Linked DNA regions of Homo sapiens: region 1 is linked to region 2. A link is a loop called in an ENCODE intact Hi-C map of the cell type or tissue named here. Cell type or tissue: heart right ventricle. All regions are shown on one strand. Each heading gives the region's core, and the rest is flanking DNA. Links, peaks and the distances in the headings are about the cores only. Region 1 has its middle 57 kb from the start of NEO1. Region 2 has its middle 110 kb from the start of NEO1.

The links. A loop is a pair of places that touch in the nucleus more often than their neighbours do. Peaks named below come from ENCODE experiments on the same cell type or tissue, not always from the same donor. Only the 100,000 strongest peaks of a DNase experiment are listed, where the experiment ranks them.
Region 1: it touches region 2 in a loop (6-fold over the local background); 1 of 110 quality-filtered maps calls a loop at or near these places.

The regions. Positions count from the first base shown.
Region 1 is chr15:72,991,821-72,999,086 of GRCh38, forward strand. No RefSeq gene overlaps it. Among named protein-coding and RNA genes, the nearest start is that of NEO1, 57 kb to the right of the region's middle. In heart right ventricle, for the core only: no CTCF peak of the experiment used is centred there; a DNase peak (open chromatin) is centred at 3,133; H3K27ac peaks cover 951 bases; H3K27me3 peaks cover 347 bases.
Region 2 is chr15:72,943,123-72,950,388 of GRCh38, forward strand. No RefSeq gene overlaps it. Among named protein-coding and RNA genes, the nearest start is that of NEO1, 110 kb to the right of the region's middle. In heart right ventricle, for the core only: no CTCF peak of the experiment used is centred there; no DNase peak of the experiment used is centred there.

The DNA of each region.
Region 1 (7,266 bases), core at 1,499-5,498, 48 kb after region 2:
ATGGGAGATGGAGAATAGGAAATGACTTCTAATGAGTCATGGGGATCAGGCGCAGTGGCTCATACCTGTAATCCCAGCACTCTGGGAGGCCGAGGCAGCGGGCGGTGGGGGGAAATCATTTGAGGTCAGGAATTCAAGACCAGCCTGGCCAAGATGGCGAAACCCCCTCTCTACTAAAAATACAAAAATTAGCCAGGCGTGGTGGCGGGCGCCTATAATCCCAGCTACTTGGGAGGCTGAGGCAGGAGAACCACTTGAACCCGGGAGGTGGAGCTTGCAGTGAGCCAAGATCTTGCCACTGCACTCCAGCCTCGGTGACAGAGCGAGACTCCATCTCAAAGAAAAAAAAAAAAAAAGAAAAAGAAAAAGAAAAGAAGAGTAATAGGGTTTCTTTTTGGAATGATGAAAGTGTTCTATAATTAGATCTCAGGAAGAGTTGTGCAACTCTGAATATACTAAATTTGTACAATGTTAAGTGTGTGAATTACATGATGAGTTATATCTTAACAAAGCTGCTCAAAAAATAAACCTAGCCTCTTATTTTATTTACCTTTTGATCTGAAGACAATCTTCTATTATTTGATAACTTCATCTGTACCTGCTCATGTATCTACCTCTAGAACTTCTGTTGCATATGGTAAATATATTTCCAAGACCTCTCCTCCATTCAAGGCCAACCTGGAAGTCACCATTCACATGTGGTAAAAGGTGTTCCAGCAACCCACCCCCGACCCCACTCCTGGCCCCAGTGGAGTTTTGCAATCACCATGGCTCTTTCTGAGCCCTTCATTGTTTGCCGTTTCTCACAATTTCTGTGTCTCTTTCTTAGGGGCTTGGGAGAATCCCTTAGGCCTGTCTTCTAATTGAGTGGTTCCAAAATCTGAGTAACCCATCAAAATACTTCCAGGCATTTGTTAACGCTGTGGGTCCTTAGCCACCACCTGAGGATTCCGATTCTACAAGCCACGGGTAGGGCCCAGAGACTCTTTTTAATACAGTGCTCTGGATGATTGGTGACTTTAATTCAGCTAGTTTGGCATTTGGAAACAGCTTTTATAACTCACTAATTCCTCGTTCTGTGATATCCACCCTGCTATTTCCTGCTCTCTTGAGAATTTTATTTCAACAGTGTGTTTCATCTCTAAGAACTCTACGTTGTTCTCAGACTGCTCTTTTTCATAACAGTTTTTTTTCTGCTTTATCACTGCAATGTCCTCTCAAATCTCACTGAGAATACTAATCAGAGGATTTTTTAAAAGTTTTTTTTGTCTGTATTATTTTCGGTGTGTGCTCGGATTACTCACATTCTGAGACTTTTCTTCCTTGGCCTGTGCTGTCAGCGTGGCAGAGCCTCCGTACACAGGGAGGCCACTTGGCAGGATGAAGACTAGCGCTAAAGTGAAGCTATCGCCTCAGCATGGCTGGAAATTTCCATCAACAGGCACCCAACAAGTACTTATCCGACATCTCCTAAGGTAGCGGTTTTCTACCTTGGCTGTGTATTAAAATTATCTGGGAAGCTCTTAAAACTTCCAAAACCTGGGCAAAGCAACGAAACCAGGTCTCAGGCATCAGTACCTGCCAAAAGCTTCCCAGGTGATTTCAATGTGTATTCAAGGTGGCAAACCGCTAATCTAAATCAACCGTTTTCAGAAGTTCATGTGATGTGAATCAGTTGGGGATCTTAGTAAAAAGTAGATCCTGATTCATAACATGTGACATGGAGCTTGAGAGTCTGCATCTCTAACAAGCTTCCACGTGATGCCAATGCTGCCGCCCTCGGTTCTGTTCTTTGAATATTAAGGGTCTATAACAGTGGGTCTCAAAGTGTGTTGTCTGGACCAGCAGCAGCAATGTCACGTGGGTGCTTGTTAGAAATTCAGTTCTCCGGACTGATCCCAGACCTTCTGAATCAGAAACTCAGGGAGTGGGGCCCAGCATCTGTGTTTTAACTTCCCAGTGATGTGAACGCTTGCTCAAGTTTGTAGAGCATACTTCTCTAAGCATGAGCCTCTGAGCCCCTGAGCCCCTTCAACAAAAGCCATGTGGCTTTATAGTGTGCACATTTACGGACCCCTTCCTAGGCCACCCCATCAGACTCTCAGAAGGTGAAGCGGCAGATTGTGCATGTTTAACAAGTTTCCCAGGTGACGCTGATGGATAGCCTAACATTTAAGAACGGCTGTCTCTGGCAGCTCGGCCCTGTGAGGCCTCTGAGAATGTTTCAGTGTCCCAACATTGAAGCGGTTTTGGTTATTTGGATGCCCCAGGCTATTTCTACCCGGTTAATTACCTGTGTAGAAGCTTAACACGATTAATTCAGGTGGATACCATCTTGGATGTCCCATAGAACCCTATAATTATGTGTGAAATACACATTTAATTTAAGCACAAGGGGAAAGATTACCCCGATGACTCTGAGGCCGTAGGGTATGCAGAGCAGATGCTGAGCAGAGCTTGGAGCTGTTTCCTCATAGACCTATGCCATAGCCATCTGAGGCCAGTAGAATGTTCAAGATTTGGGCTTTCCTGATCCCCAAGTTAGTCTTGATAGTATCTACTGAAGCGTTAATGCCACTAGTTTACCTAAACTCAGAAAAAAATATAGTTGACTATTTAGGTTAATAACCAGCAGAGATAAAAGTGTAATTATTTGGGTAATTTGACCACAAAATGTGCAAATAAAATATAATTTTTCCCCAAAATATGTGTTTAAGGTCTGAGTTGTCAAAATCTCATTGGTCTCTTCCTTTGACTTGTGCAGAAACTGGGTCTGTAAGTGTTTGTTTTTGCAGAGAATACATTTTAATGTGCTATGCTATGACATATTAAACGAATGGAGAGACTTTGGTTCAGAAATTCTTTTTTTCCTCTGTACTAGCCAAGCATTTCAAATGATTTGGCTTTGGCTTCAGTGTTCCTTTGGAGAGCTGATTTTTTTGTTGTTTTTTTGTTTTGAGGGGTGGGGGTTAGCCTCAGCCATTACCAAATGAAAAAAATCAACTCCAAAGTGCAAAAGGAACAGCCAAAGGAACTCCAGAACTGCCCACCCCACCCCTGGGCAGAAAAAGTAAAATCACAACACAAAACAGCGCAACAGGCCGTTCCCTAACGAACTGAAAACAGTTCTTTGGGGAGTGTTTCCTGCCCAGGGCCTGCTTTCCCTGCTGGTTTCTGGGCTGCCGCTGGAAAGGGGCCAGGCTTCGGCACCTCCTTGCCTTTGATTGCTGTTTATCCCCTGAAACATGATTAGGTATAATTACGTATAATCTCTCCCTTGTTTACCCTTCTCCACCGAAGCTTGAACGTGGTTCAGTTGTGTCTTTCTCTTTGCTGTGCCTGAGCACAGCAAAGAAACATTTCCCGTATTTTCAACTTTATTATTTTTTTAAGAAATAGAGGCATTAGGTATCCATTTGTCCCTTCATTCTCCCAAGCCTGACATTCTGGCAATTTCTGAATTGTTTCATCCAACAACGACAGTTGAGTGCCAAGCATGGTGCTAAGTGCCTTGGAGGAGTTAGAAGTGAAACCTAAATAGACCCTTCTCCCAAGGATTTCCCATAGTAAGTGTCTCTTTACATGGGAAAAGAGTGTAATTGGAACATAATGGGAAGAAATAAAGCTACTCATCTTTTCTTCACCAACAACATACCAATTGTCAATATTTTCTCTCTTGTAGTTATTTGCTAGTTTAATTCTTGACCCTGAATTAATCGTTGATAGCTGAGTTTATTAGAGGCAGGGGTCCACGAGTATCCTATTTGGTTTCTTCCACTATAGGCCATCTCTACTGCTCTGTTTTCAAGAAAGTTGAGTATTCTACATGCAAAGAAGATCCCTAAACCAGAATTGGCACATGAATACACGTATGCAATGATATGAATCGTGCACGTAGGCTCTGGGCACAGTCGCACAAGATCCCATGCTCAGAAGGACCCTGTGCTTGGTTTAATGTCCTCCTGTCACCACCTTGACATTCTTAATACTTTTGAACAAGGGATTCTGCATTTTCATTTTGTACTGGGCCCCACAAGTTATGTAGCGTTTTCTGCATGTACCCCAGAACCTATTTTTTCTGTGGCATTCTCATCCAACTTTGAGCATAAACGAATGGAAGTTCATCCAGAATCTGATGGCATAGAGTGAGAGGGGAAAGAGCAGAGTCTGTGTGTGTGTTCATGTGCTGATGACTTTTGTGGCACTCCTCCAGCCTATGTTTAGATTTCTTTAACATGCCTATTAATCTTGTCAAGTTTCAGCCCAGCTCTTCTGAAATAGAACTGACCCCCAAAATCTCCTGGCAATGGGCTGTTCAGGCCTGTCCCCTTTCTCAGAGTATCCTGCTCACTGAGGGGACTGCTAAAGGAATATCTGTCTCCCTTAGAGGGAAACTGCTACTTCCCAGGGATTGAGTTTAGAAGACAGACCAAGAGTGTGCAGAAGAGTGAAAAATGACTTCCCCCACACCCTTCTAGGTTCCTTGGCTGGGCTATGATTTAAATTGACGTAAGACAGATTAACAGGAGGAGAGCCGCATTTAATTGTGTACACATGGGAGTCCCACAAAATATGAGACTCAAAGAAGGGTGAGATGACTGAAGCCTGTATAGCAGCCTGAGCTACAGAAGGGAATAGGGGCTTGGGGCTTCTGGGGGTGGTGGCGACACAAGTTATGGGAGGGTGAGAGAGGAATTATACAGTGAATAAATGTTGTCTTGTTAGGCAGATAAAAAGTCTCTCCCTTATTAAAAAGTTGTCTGGGCTGGGCATGGTGGCTCACGCCTGTAATCCCAGCAGTTTGGAAGGCCAAGGTGGGTGGATCACTTGAGGCCAGGAGTTTGAGAGCAGCCTGGCCAACATGGTGAAACCCCATCTCTACTAAAAATACAAAACTTAGTTGGGCATGGTGGTGCACACCTGTAATCCTAGCTACTGGGGAGGCTGAGGCACGATAATCGCTTGAACCCAGGAGGCGGAGGTTGCAGTGAGCCGAGATTATGCCACTGCACTCCAGCCTGGGCAAACAGAGTGAGACTGTCTCAAACAAAACAAAACAAACAAACAAACCAACAAACAAAAAAGTTGTCTGGAGCAGTTCTCAGGAGAAGAGATGATTGTCTGTCTTGGCGTGGTGTCCAGTCTCCTCTCCTGTGATTGGAGTTAATCTTCCCATGTTGATAAGATTCCCAGAGAGCAGATTCATGATAATTGAGTTTTTTTTTTGGAGTATCCGTCTTTAGGCAGATAAGGGGTCTCAGGGAAAACCTCTGCCTGCATTCGCTGTTCCCCAAGTGCTCTCTGTTCAAAGTAATCAGCACAGCAAAGTGGCATATTTTGGGGTAGCATTTCTGGAACTCCTTCCTTCAAGTGTAACTAACACTTCCAGGGGGAATGTTTGATAAGCCATGTCCCAAGGGAGGGGAGATGGAACCTGTTTGCCAAAACAACAGGGAATTACATAAGGGGAAGCCAGTGTTCACTCTCTAAAACCTTAATTTTTAGATTCTGGAAGGAGAGAGGGGAAGGTTACTTCCTGAGCTGTGAAGAGGTTCAGACCCTTCTCTAAAAAGGGTTCTGGGAGAGAAAGAGGCTCCCAGGCCTGTCTACACAGCCCAGTGGTGATGAAGAAAAATGTATTTTCCTTTGACACACCCCTTTGAGTGGTCTTATAAGGTTTGCTTTGTATTTGGTGAGGCAAATATTGGCAAAGAAGTTGATTTGGTTTTTGTTTTGTTTTTAAGATGAAAAGCAAAATCTTAAAAACCAGAGCTTTAAAAAGCCTGGAAGAAAATATGCCAAAATATTATAACACTTGATTTTGGATGGTAGACGGATGAGTGGGGTTTTTCCCTCTTCTTTTTACTTCAGGCTTTTCAAAAATTTTACAGTCATATCTTATCATTTTTATAATATAAAATGTAAGTTTATCTAACATTTAAAATTAAAGGTTTAGAATTTTAAAATAAAGATATGAGCATGTATTTAAACATGCTTGGGTCACCTACCTCAGCTGAGAGCTTTCTCCTGTCAGTTTCTAACACTAAACCTTAATGAAGAAGGTAGGAAATCAGTTGACTTACACTTCTCACTTTGACATTTTTAAATCTTAGGGGATATTTGTATGCAAACAGGAATGCGAGCTATGGTTGGCAGAATTTATTTCTACCTGCGGAACATTCCCACCTGAATCTCCAGTATTCCTCTGCAATTTTCAGAGCAGAGAGAATCAAAGCCATTAAAAAGCTGACTGTGACATCAGGCTGAAGAGAGGCACAGATGTCCTCCCCAGAAACACTACTTGCTCTTACCCAGGCAACAGAGGCTTGAGGACTAACCTTGTAAATTACCTGGCATGTGTAAGTAACAATGTTTGCAAGAAAGTCTTTCAACCTTTTTTTTTTTCCCCAAGACAGTACTGGTGGCTCTTTCAAGTTCCAATTATAAATTTCCAAATCCCAGACACTTGGGTGCCAGGCTGAAACAGGGACTGCTCGTGCTAAGACTTGTAGTAAATTGCAACAGTGTGGGAAGTGGGCGGTTTGTTTCCCAGAGTTCAAGCAGGGACTGTAACTGCCAGTGCCATCTCTTTGAGATGCTTCGTGCCCGGGGCTCCTAGCTCTTCCAGGTTGGGAAATAGCTCTCATACCCGGAAGAGGCTGGCCAGAGGAGTGACCAGCAGGAGACAGAACTCAGGCCTGAGGGCTCTAGGTTCACCAATATAAAAGTAACTGCTTAATGTGGCTTCCAGCTATGAGAAGAATATAAATGAACACCGCGTTCTTCCAAAGGCCTCTAATCTGAGACACCCAGGGATGATACATATGTATGTGTTAAATTTATCTACAAAGAGTCAGGACTTGTGGATGTCCCTTTACGGCTTACAAGCCGAAATGTGTGCAGCAATGGAAGTTAACTTCACAGATATTGTCTTGTTTCAGACAAAAGGTCACTGGGCTGTCACTGAGAGACTCGGTGAGGAAAAAAAGATGGTGCAAAACGCCTCAGGATGGCAGCATCTTGACTTGGGTAAACACCAGTGTACCGCGTGTCTTCTGCATGCCTATACACGTATGTCTATACCTCAGTCAGATGAAGAGCACCACAAAACTGGTATTTAAGTGATTAAGTGTATTTGAAATTTTATTGATTCTAGAAGAGGCAGCATATGAAAAGAGACTGGGCAAGCAGAAAGGAGTCTGTAGGCTGCAAATGAGAGAAGGATGTACTGTCTCTGTGGGTGACTGGGAAGTGCTGGGCGTGGAG
Region 2 (7,266 bases), core at 2,020-6,019:
AGAACTATTCTCTCCCATTTCTCCCTTAATACTCTGTACTGAGCAGCCTGCTGTTCTGTTTCTGCTCTCAAGATACCTTTGTTTCAAGATTGTTCACACCCTTCTCTGACACTGGGCTTTCACAGGTACCAGCTCCAGGTCTCAGAGAGGAGTTGGGCTCTCAGTCCATTCTTCCCAGGAGGGTCTCTGGGTGCTTTCTGCAAATTGATTTTCCCACTGTCTAAAGTTCTGGACGCCTAAGGGATTATCTGTCTTTGCCATATTAAATAAAAGTCCTATTATACCTTTCCTTTTTCCCAGAAGTGGGTAGTCTGTCGGCCTGACAATTTATATAACAAGGATAGCATGAGGTGGTCCCTGCCCCAACCCAGACAGAGATGCCGTTGTCAGCTATTCTAAAACCAATAAACCAACCAACAAAATATAACAATGACAAGACAAAATTTTTGTACAAAAGCCTGTTGGACCACCCATTACAAGATTTATCTCATGTGATCCTCACAGCAAACCTCTGAGATTGGTATCATAGAGCCAGGTCTATTTAAATATAAAATATTGCCTTGCTCTGGTCATTAAATTGCTCACACCAACCTATGTAGACAGAACTAACACAAGGGAAGGAAGAAAACTTTACATACCTAACAGCTTATCTGTAAGGTTTTGAGAAACATTCTTATCATAGATAGGACTCTTATAGATGCAAAAGACAAACTCAAAATCAAATGGATTAAACAAAACCTGCAATTTTTTGGCTCAATAACAGTGAAATCCAGGAGTACCTGGTTTCATGTATGTCAGGACCCAGGTGCTCAGGTGATGTCCTCATTGTTCTGCCTTTTCTTCTTTCTGCTCTCCCTACGGTGGCTTCATTTTCAAGCTCACCCTCTCTCCATGGTGGTCCCCGAAACTCCAGTGCCACAGGCTACCAGTTCCAATTCAGAAGAAAGAGGGCTTCTCTTTCCCCATAGCTTCAGAGAAAATCCAAGGGTTGTGACTCCAACAAAGATTCTCTCCTTGAACAAACTCTATGCAGACTCCCCTGAACTCTCTTCTCAACTGAGCTCTGACATTTGGGCGTCCGTGTTTACCTCTGCAGTGTCCAATTTTGGTAAGAATCCTGCTAGGCCAGTTCCCCTAATCTAATCATATCTACAGAGGTTCTTCATACTCTACCATCTTCTCGGTGATGTATGATCACCATGGTTGCCTTCAGCATGAATTCTGTTTGGTCAGTTTAGCCAGGATTCTCTTTACCTCTGATGTTTCTGCTAAGTAGTTTTCTATCCACTGATCTCCACCTTGCTCCTTGGCTATACATTCCCACTCTTCCTTGTATTCAGAGTTGAGCCCAATCTCTCTCCATTGCAAAATCTTATTGCAGTGGTCCTTACACCTATCATAATGGTCCTGACTAAAGTCTGCCTTACCATCTTTAACAAGTGTCAAAAACAATTGCTTTTCAGAACTCATTGGCTCATTGAGCCTTGCTGAATCCATATGGGCCATGTACTTACCCCAGAATCTAGGGGGAATTGGGAGAGAGTGAATAGAAATGGGAAGGATGCCCCTAATAAAAGGAACCAGAAAGTAAATCAAAATCAGCAGATGAATCTGGATGCACCTATACAAAATGAAATGATGACAGGACATATTTTGATTCCCTGCAATATAAAATGAATTTATCTCAGTTCCTTTAATTCAGGGATTCTTGCTTTTGGCTGCATATCGGTCTTTAAAATCCGGAGGCTTAGGCCACATCCCAGACTCAGGAAACCAGAATCTCTGGGAGGAGGGTCTAGGCATCAAAATTTTAAAAAAATGAATTTTAGGTGAGGAGGAGCTTCAAGTTGGCTGACTAGAGGCACGGAACACCCCTTCTTCTCCACAAAGAACCAACAAAATAATGACTAGATAATAACACTTTGAACAGAACAACTGAGAACTCTGGAATTCAGCATCGAAGTGACAGGAAAAAGCTGAGGTGCCTAAGGAAAAGGAAGTGAGGCAGACGGCCTGGCTGGGATCAGCCAGGAGCCTGGAGAAACTCTCCAGTCTGGAAGAAGAGTACATGAGAGATCTCCAGTGGTCCACATTCCTACTGTGGACTCCCGCAGTCCTAGCCATAGGAGAGTCCTTCTACCTGTGGGCCCTGAGACTGGTATAGGGAGCTCCCTGGAGTCCACATGACAACATTGCTGCAGATAGGAAGTACGCACTGGGTCCCACACGCCTGTATTCGTCCGTTTTCACACTACTATAAAAATACTACCCGAGACTGGGTAATTTATAAAGAAAAGAGGTTTAATTGACTCATAGTTCCACATGGGTGGGGAAGCCTCAGGAAACTTACAGTCATGGCGGAAGGAGAAGCAGGCACTTTCTTCACAAGGTGGCAGGAGACAGTGTGTGTATGTGAGTACAGGAAAAACTACCATTTATAAAACTATCAGATCTTATAAGAATTCACTATCATAAGAACAGCATGGGGGTAACCACCCCCATAATCCAATCACTCCTTTCCTTGATACATAGGGATTACAGGTCTCTCCCTCAACACATGGGGATTACAATTCAAGTTGAGCTTTAGATGGGGACACAGAGCCAAACCATATCACCCCCCTAAGACTCAAGCAGCTGCAGAACGGTACCATTTTGAGAGCTCAGCCCCTACCAGACTGTATCCCCTTCCCCAGGGCCCAACAGCCTCTGCCTGTCCATATCCCTGGAGACCCACTGACATCTACCTGCATCCACCCAGAGGGCCGCAGTGGTGTGATGCAGGTGGACCCAGTGGAACAGCAGGGTTCCCAGCACTCTAGCCTACTCTGTCCTGTGTGTTGGGGAAAGGGCAGAGCAGTGCACTGAGGAGGCTGTCCCCTAGACAAAAGGAGGTGAAGTGTGCATGCCCCAGAGCTTGAAACCTGTCTGCCTGGGGCCACCGTCACTGACAGCAACCTTACCCCACCAGCAGCTTAACAACAGCACACTTCCATGTGCCCTGAGGATAGCCTCTCTCAGCCAGCCACCACAGGCAGGGACCTGAACGTACACACTCCCCAGAGCCTGAGAGCCACCTGTCTGGGGTAGCTACCACAGACAGCAACTCTGTCTCCCTTCCCTAGCAGCAGGGGCCCCAAGGACTTGCATGTGCCCTGAGGACAGGCTTTCCCTGCCCACTGCTGCTGCTGCCACTACCACCTGAGCACACTGCCCAGGGCCTGGGGATCACCCTGTCCTGCCCACCGAAGCCTTTGCCCATGTACACCATTGAGGGGACCTGGGAACAGGTCTGCCCTGCCTGGCACTGCTCTCCCAGCCCCTGAGCATGCTGCCTAGGAGCCAGAGTATTGCCCCACCCTGTCAGTTGTTCTCAGAGCACATGCATACCACCAGTGGGCCCAACAACAAGCCCAGAAAACCTGCCACCAGCACCCAAGCATGCCATTTGGTCCACCATTGCTGGCATCTGGACACTCCTCCTGGGGGCCTTGAGGATGGGCCCACCCAGCCTGCTCTACCACCACTGCTGATACCCACCCACACATGCCACCTAGGGGCCTGGGGACTGGCCCTCCCAGCCACCATTAACACCAGTGAATGACATCTTGGAGCCCAAAGGCTGTTGCACCACCACTACTATCATTGCCCACACCAAGCATGTGGCCCAGGGGCTCAAGGACTCTCCCACCTACCCAGTCCACCACCGACACTACCAGCACCCAAGCAAACCTCCTAGAGGCCCAAGAGTGAGCCTGCCTGGACCTGCTAACACCAATGCTCATGTATGCCACCTGGCAGCCCAAAGACAGACCTTCCTAGGCCACTGCTGCCACCATTAGAGCCTGAGGACTGGCCCATCTGGTGTTCTGTCCCCAGCAAAACTTCACCACAGCCACCACTAGCAGCCATAGCCTAAGCCACTAAGAAAATCACAGATACCACTGATAATGTTTGCAACCAAAGACATCATACACAGACTACACTACGGCACACACCCCGAATCAAAGCCAAAGTGCATTACTCAACTAACACTGTAGGGGAGGACTTTTTCCTGTTAAAAAGTCTTCCCCTAAGAAAACCAATCCAAGGCTGGATGTGGTGGTTTATGCCTGTAAACCAGCAGTTTGGGAGGCGGAGGTGGGTGGATCACCTGAAGTCAGGAGTTTGAGACCAGTCTGGCCAACATGGTGAAATCCAGTCTCTACTAAAAATACAAAAATCAGCCAGATGCAGTGGCATGCGCTTGTAGTCCCAGCTACTTGGGAGGCTAAGGCTGGAGAATTGCTTGAACCCAGGAGGCAGACATTGCAGTGAGCTGAGATTGTGCCACTGCTCTCCAGCCTGGGTGACAGAGTGAGACTCCATCTCAAAAAAAAGAAAAGAAAAAAAGAAAAGAAAAGAAAAGAAAAAGAAAAAAGAAAATCAATCCAAAAAATTGGAAGAAGTCATTGTTATACCACATAGGGAGATATCAATGAAAGGACACAAACAAGAAAAAGGGAATATGACAGTTCCAAAGGAGGACAGTAATTCTCCAGCAACAGGTTCCAATGAAAAGAAATTTATGAAATGCCTGGAAAATAATTCAAGGTAATGATATTAAAGAAGCTCAGTGAAATATAAGAAAGCACAGATATATAATATAAAAAATAAGAAAAACAATTCAGGGTATGAATGAGAAATTTCACTGAAAAGAAAGATGCAAAAAAGAACCAAGAGAAATCCTGGAACTGGAAGATTCAATGAATGAAATAAAAAATACAATCAAGAACTTCAGCAATAGACTGGAATCAAGCAGAAGAAAGAATTTCATAACTTGAAGACACGTCTTTTGAAATACCTCAGCCAGACAAGAAAAAAATAAAGAATAAAAAAAATTAAGAACACCTACGTGACACATGGGACATCATAAAATGACCAAATATTCTAATTTTGGGTGTTCCAAAAGGTGAAGAGAAGTTTAATAGCATAGAAAATCTATTTAACAAAATAATAGCTGAAAACATCCCAAATGTAGTAAGAGATTTAGACATCCAGACACAAGAAGCTCAGCTATCCCCAAATAGATATAACCCAAAAAGGTCTTCCAGGCACATTATAGTCTGTCAGAAGTAAAAGGCCAGGTATAGTGGCTCACGCCTGTAATTGTAGCACTTTGGGAAGTCAAGGTGGGCAGATTGCTTGAGCCCAGGAGTTTGAGACCAGCCTGGGCAACATGACAATACCCCATCTCTACAAAATATACGAAAAATTAACCAGGCATGGTGGCACATGCCTGTAGTCCCAGCTACTTAGGAAGCTGAGGTGGGAGGATCACTTGAGCCCAGGGAGGTCAAGGTTGCAGTGAGTGGTGATCATGCCATTGCACTCCAGCCTGGATGACAGAATGAGACCTTATCTTAAAAAAAAAAAAAAAAAAAAAAGGCAAAGACAAAGAGAATTCTAAAAGCAGCAAGAGAAAAGCATCTAGTGACATATAAGAGAATCCTCATCAAACCAACAGTGGATTTCTCAGCAGAAACCTTACAGGCCATGAGAGAATGGGATGATATATTCAAAGTACTAAAAGAAGAGAAAAAACTATCAGCCAAAAATACTATACCCAACAGTTATCCTTCATAAATAAAGGAGAAATTGAGACTTATCCAGCAAGCAAAAACTGAGGAAATTCATCACCACAACAATCAGTCCTACAAGAAATGCTTAAGGGAGTCCTACACCTGAAAGTGAAACCATAATATCTACCATCATAAAATCACACAAAAGTATAAAACTCACTAGTAGAGCAAACACAAGTGAGAAAGAGAAAGAACTCAAATGTTACCACTATAGAAAACCACCAAACCAATGATAAGTAATAAAAGAAGAAAAATAAAGAAAAGGATATATAAAACAAGGAAACAACATAATGACAAGAATAAGCCCTCACATATCAATAATAACCTTGAATGTAAATGGACTAATTTTCCACTTAAGAGGTTTAGACTAGCTGAATGGATTAAAAAACATAATCCTACTATATCCTGCCTACAAGAAACTCACTTTGCCTGTAAAGATACATATAGACTGAAAGTAAATGGATGGGGGAAAAAATTCCATGCAAACAGAAGCCAAAAGCAAGAAGGAATAGCTATACTTATATCAGATAAAACAGGCTTTAAGTCAAAAACAGTTCTTAAAAAAAAGACAAAGAATGTCATTATATAATGATAAAGGGATCAATTCAGCCATAGGATATAACAATTCTAAATGTATATGTGTCCAGTGCAGAGCACTCAGCTGTATAAAACAAATATTATTAGTTCTACAGGAAAAGCTAGACTCCAATACAATCATAGTTGGGGACGTCAACATCCCACTCTTAGCATTAGATAGATCATCTAGAAAGAAAAGCAACAAAGCAACATTGGATTTAAACTGCATTTTAAACAAAATAGACCTAACACACCTTTGCAGAACATTTCATTCAACAGCTACAGAATACACATTCTTATCAGTACCACACGGAACATTCTCCAGGATAGATCATATATTAGGCCACAAAACAAGTGCCAACACATTTTTTTAAATTGAAATCATATCAAGTATCCTCTCAGTCCATACTGGAATAAAACTAGAAATCAATAACAAGAGGAACTTGGGAAACTGTACAAATAAATAGAAATTAAACAACATGCTCCTGAATGACCACAGGGTCAATGAAGAAATTAAGAAGGAAATACAAAAATGTCTAGAAACAAATGAACATTGAAACACAACACACCAAAACCAATGAGATACAACAAAAGCAGTGCTATAAGAGAAGTTTATAGCAATAAACACGTATATCCAAAAAGGAGAAAGATTTCACAAAACCAAAAGATGCACCTCAAGGAACTAGAAAAGCAAGACTAAATCAAGCCCAAAATTAGTAGAAGGAAGGAAATGACAAAGATCAGAGCAGAACTAAAGAAACACTAAAAAAAATACAAAGGGTCAAAAAAAAAGTTGTTTTTTAAAAAAGATAAAATTGATAAACTGCTAGCTAAACTAACCAAGAAAAAAATGAAGACCCAAATAAAATAAAAAATGAAAGAGGAGACATCACAACTACACCACAGAAATATAAAAGATCATCAGAGACTACTATGAACAACTATATGTTAACAAACTGAAAAACCTGGAGGAAATGGATAAATTCCTGGATACATACAATGTACCAAGATTTAATAAGGAAGAAATAGAAAATCTGAACAGACCAATAATGAGAAACAACATTGAATCAGT